2 separate regions of the Homo sapiens genome follow, and region 1 is linked to region 2. Evidence: read pairs that join two places in POLR2A ChIA-PET (ENCODE). Cell type or tissue: K562. All regions are shown on one strand. Region 1 overlaps NARF (nuclear prelamin A recognition factor). Region 2 overlaps RAB40B (RAB40B, member RAS oncogene family).

The links. Peaks named below come from ENCODE experiments on the same cell type or tissue, not always from the same donor. Only the 100,000 strongest peaks of a DNase experiment are listed, where the experiment ranks them.
Region 1: POLR2A ChIA-PET joins it to region 2 with 10 read pairs; 2 of 35 experiments call an interaction of 5 or more read pairs at or near these places.

Annotation. Positions count from the first base shown.
Region 1 is chr17:82,461,154-82,463,653 of GRCh38, reverse strand. All of the region lies in intron 2 of NARF (nuclear prelamin A recognition factor), which reads right to left. Among named protein-coding and RNA genes, the nearest start is that of NARF, 3.7 kb to the right of the region's middle. In K562, no CTCF peak of the experiment used is centred here; a DNase peak (open chromatin) is centred at 1,553; H3K4me3 peaks cover 671 bases.
Region 2 is chr17:82,659,746-82,662,245 of GRCh38, reverse strand. RAB40B (RAB40B, member RAS oncogene family) reads left to right here. Exons shown (of 6, transcript NM_006822.3): 3 at 1,199-1,259. Among named protein-coding and RNA genes, the nearest start is that of MIR4525, 7.3 kb to the left of the region's middle. In K562, no CTCF peak of the experiment used is centred here; no DNase peak of the experiment used is centred here; H3K27me3 peaks cover 1,038 bases.

The sequences.
Region 1 (2,500 bases), 200 kb after region 2:
GCTGCCCCTCACACAGAGGGCCTGGGCAAAGCCAGTGGCCCCTGTCTGCCCGGGTCCCATCACAGCCCCCTTGGTCTCCACACGTCCAGCCCCACTGGCCCTTGCTGCTCTCGCCATCCTTCTGCATGAAGCAACCTCTAAGAGCCCCAGGCTCACCCTGGGTGGCCTTCAGCAGAGACGATGTCCAACACCTGCTAAAACAGCACCACCCCCTCACCCGTCTCTTCCCTCCCCACCCATCTGTACTTATGTTGCTGACTGCTAGCAGGAGTCTGTCCCTCCTCGCTAAAATGTAAGCTCATGAGAGCTTGAACACTGTCTTGTTCTCTTGTTCCTCAGCACTTCCAAGAGGTACTGCACACAGACAGTGCTCAATAAATAACTGGTGGATGAACATATGAATACTCTGAAGCTTACAGGAGTAATGTCAATAAATTACAGAAGCTCCTCAGGTAGTCCATGCATTCGTTTTTCTTTAAAACTTGATTTGACAGGAGACGGCTATGGATGTGCCTCCTCCTTCCACAGCGTGCTACGAACCGCAGCTCGGGTGTCACCTCTGCCTCCTGCCTACACATGACCCCATGTCTCTGTGCAGCCCACTCAACCTGGGATCTTGTTCTGCTGCAGATGGGCACTCAGGAGGTCCGCATGGGGCTCAAGAGTTTGTGCTTCTAACAAGTTCCCAGTGGGTCAAAGCCACAGCTCCACTCCAAACATCTGGTGCCCATAGCTGCATGAATTGTGCCTCCACAGCCCATCCCCACTGAGATGCCCATGACCAAACTGCCCCCCTCACCCAGCAGTGCCTCCTCCCTGCCTTGCCACCAGACATGCTGTGTATAACCCAGTCCTTCCATAAGTTTTCATGGTCCAGGTCTGATTCCCTCCTCACCCCTCACATTCTTTCTTCTTATTCCTCCTGCCTTCCACACTGATGCATTCTACAGAAGTCCTGTTCCCTTTTATCAGGCCTGCTGGCCTCACTCAGCCCAGGGCAGCCCTGCCACCTGCACTTCCAGCGGAGTGCTCTCACCAAACCCCAGACTCACACACCGTAGAAGGCCCAGTGTCTGTGGAGCTAAAACTGCACTCCCTTCCCTGCACTACGTCCTCTGTTCTGTCTCTATCACTCTGGTAGACTTGCCCAGGCCCACCACCTCTGCCTAGGCTCTCAAAGCTGCCACCCAAGTGGCTTCCTGCAATTCTTCCCCTACTCTAGCCAGCTTAAGTCGGTTACCTCCATCACCTGCCCTAAAACAAACACCTGAGTCACCCCCTCACGGTCTCCACAGCTCTGCACTGTCATTGACCTGGCCAAGGGGAGCCACTGTCTCTCCCTAGAGCACGTCTGTCCACACCCTCCTCTTGCCTGGTGTGCCAGTGCCCTTCCCTACACTCCCACCCTGAATTCTGACCACTCTTCAGGGTCCACTCCATTAACCCCAACCCAACTCCTCTCACCCTGTGTCCATCACTGACCTGGCAGGGCGCCCACTTAGGCTGTGTACACACGTTATCTCATCCTCACCACAGTCCTGGGAGGGAGGTAACCCTACTCCCCAGGCCTCTGATAAGGAAACGAGGCTCACAGGGCTTAGATATCTGTCTACAACGACACAACCAGAGGGCAGGTGAGGGAGGCCCCTGGGGTCGGCCACTCAGGCGCACTGGCCCCAGCTGCCTCCAGGGCTCCAATGCACCCTACCTCTCTTCTGCCTGTGGCCAGCTCTTTGGCTGCTTGTCTCAGGCCCTGTTGCTCCCTAAGCCCCACAGTCCCCACAGCACTGGCACACAGGGCAACCGGGAGAACACCTGTCAGATTAAACATGTCAGGACTACTAAACTTAAGGAAAAAATATGCTTCTGCCATATTGCCAACTCTCCATTTATAAACTGGTACTAGTACTTTCTAAGGGTAGACTGACCTTAACCTCTCCCAACACCCTTCACTCAGTAAAACAGGGATAATGGCCAGGCTTACATGTAATGTTCCTTCTGGGCGTGAAATGAGACTGCATGTAAAATGACATTCTTTTTTTTGAGACGGAGTCTCACTCTGTCGCCCCAGCTGGAGTGCAGTGGCGTGATCTCGGCTCACCTCAACCTCCGCCTCCCGGGTTCAAGCAATTCTCCTGCCTCAGGCTCCTGAGTAGCTGGGATTACAGGCATGCACCACCACGCCCAGCTAATTTTGTATTTTTAGTAGAGATGGGGTTTATCTATGTTGGTCAGGCTGATCTTGAACTCCTGACCTCAGGTAATCCACCCACCTCGGCCTCCCAAAGTGTTGGGATTACAGGTGTGAGCCACCATGCCTGGCTGTAAAATCACATTCTTGAGAGCCAGGCTCAGGTTATGTATCCAATAAACAGAGACCATAGCTACTAGCTAAGGAGAATTTAAAAACAAGAACTGAATTAGAAGAGAGGCCAGGTGCAGTGGCTCACGCCTGTAATCCCAGCACTTTGGGAGGCTGAGGCAGGAGGATCACTTGAGC
Region 2 (2,500 bases):
TCTCAGGAAATGAGGCACTCACTCCTAGGCTTTGGCAATGGCCAGTGTCGCTGGTCCCCTCTGGAGCCCCAGGCCCTTCTCTCTCGTGCTGAGGGTGGTCACCGACCACAGGTGCATGTGACACAAACAGCAAAACCATGCCGCGTCCCACCGCTCATCCGTGAGGTTGTGTCTCGTGTGCGGGGCCAGCCCCTGGCCCACTGGGGAATCTCCCATTGATGTAGGTGTGTTCGTTGCATGTGCAGACTCCGGGAAACAGCGCTGGCTGTCCCAGGGCCGCCTCCTCTGGGAACTGATCCCTGGGGAGCACCCTTTCCACCCTCATTTGTTTCTTCCTTTTTTTTTTTTTTTTTTTTTCTGAGACAGAGTCTCACTCTGTCTCCCAGGCTGGAGTGCAGTGGCACGATATCAGCTCACTGCAACCTCCGCCTGCCGGGCTCAAACAATTCTCCTGCCTCAGCCTTCCGAGTAGCTGGGACTACAGGAGCACACCACCATGTCCAGCTAATTTTTGTATTTTTAGTAGAGACGGGGTTTCACTATGTTGGCCAGGCTGGTCTCCAACTCCTGACCTCGGGTGATCCGCCTGCCTCGGTCTCCCAAAGCGCTGGGATTATCGGTGTGAGCCGCCAAGCCCGGCCTTTCATTTGTTTCTTGGAGCTCCGTTCTGGTCTTTGTGGGTCCCAGTACCTGCTGCGTGTGCCGTCATCTGAGAACTCAAGCCCTGCCTGCAGCTCACGCCAGGCAGTTCCCTGTATCCCTCCCCTCTTAGGGGCACACTGGAAGGGCTGACTCCATGTGAGCTCTTACAGTTGAACTGGAAGAGCAGGGATCCCACCGGCCTCTCTCCCCTGGTGTAGACCCACACTCCTTACTGCATAGATTTATCTTCAGATTCAACAAGTTTTTTAAAGCCTACATTGAATGTATTTAAATATCTGAGAATTATGTTAAAACCGTCACTATTTTTTCTAGTTTGACTTTTTAAATGACAGAGAAGAGCATGAGCCTGGGAGGACATCCCAACACCCGGATCCCTTCAGGGACATTGGAAAGTTTTGTTGGGGTCTCACGCTGGCGGCGTGGTGGCTGCTGACTGGCGGGTGTGTGGTGCACTTGCTGTGGCTCTGAAGTTCCAGAACCTGTTGTCAGGAAGAAGCACTGGTTTCTTCTTAATGGTCTCCAACATCTTTTCCAGGGATACTTCAGGCCAGGGAAGATTTTGTACCATATTCCGCTCCTACTCCCGGGGCGCACAGGTAACACAGCATCCCCCGAGCTGGGAGATCAAACCAACTTTGAATAATAACATTTACAATGCTTAACTTACCATCCTTTAATGGATGATTGGAGGACAAGGCGGTTAAGCTTACGTATAAATTGGTGCTGAGAGTCTAAAAACGTGCTGTAGAGTGGTTGGTTGTTTGAAAGACTTCATCAGTATTACGGATGTAAGCGTGCATTTACGGGACTGTGTGTGCATGTACACGTGTGTGCAGGTACGTGCACTGTGTATGCGTGCATCTGTGCATGAGTGCCTGTGTGTGTGTGTGTGTGTACATGTGTGTGCAGGTACGTGCACTGTGCATACGTCTGCATGAGTGCCTGTGCGTGTGTGTGTGCACGTGTGTGCAGGTATGTGCAGTGTATGTGTGCATCTGGGCATGAGTGCCTGTGCGTGTGTGTGTGTACACGTGTGTGTAGGTATGTGCACTGTGTATGCATCTGTGCATGAGTGCCTGCATGTGCGTGTATGTGTACACGTGTGCAGGTACTTGCACTGTGTATGCGTGCATCTGCATGAGTGCCTGTGCGTGTGTTTACACGTGTGTGAAGGTACATGCCCTGTGTATGCGTGCATCTGTGCATGAGTGCCTGTGCGTGTGTGTGTGTACACGTGCGTGCAGGTACGTGCCCTGTGTATGAGTCTGTGCATGAGTGCCTGCTTGTGTGTGTAATGTGTACGTGTGTGCTTGCCTGTTTATGTGCATGCATGTGCACACATGAACTGCGTGTGTGCACTGTGTGTGCATCTGTGCATGAGTGCCTATGTGTATGTGTATGCAACATGTGTGCAGGTATGCACTGTGTGCGTCTGTGCATGAGTACACGTGTGTACACGTGTGCAGGTATGTGCACTGTGTCTGTGCATGAGTGCCTGCGTGTGTGTATGCAACATGTGTGCAGGTACGTGCACTGTGTGTGCGTGCATCTGTGCACAAGTGCCTGTGTGTGCGTGAGCTCCATGTGTATGTGCACGTGTATGCGTGCAATCCATCCAGGTGAGTGGGCCACACTCCTCGAGAGGTGGCGATTACTGCGGTGCCCCTGCATCCTGTGTTCCTGGAGTGGCTCGTGGGTGTGAGTTCTAGTCCCCAGATCACCGTGACATTTGAGGGTTTATCACTGAGCTTATGAAATATCACTGAAAATGATCATAAAACTGCTACATTCAGTTGATAAATCAAAATTATGTACTTTGTGTTAAAATAAGGAAAGT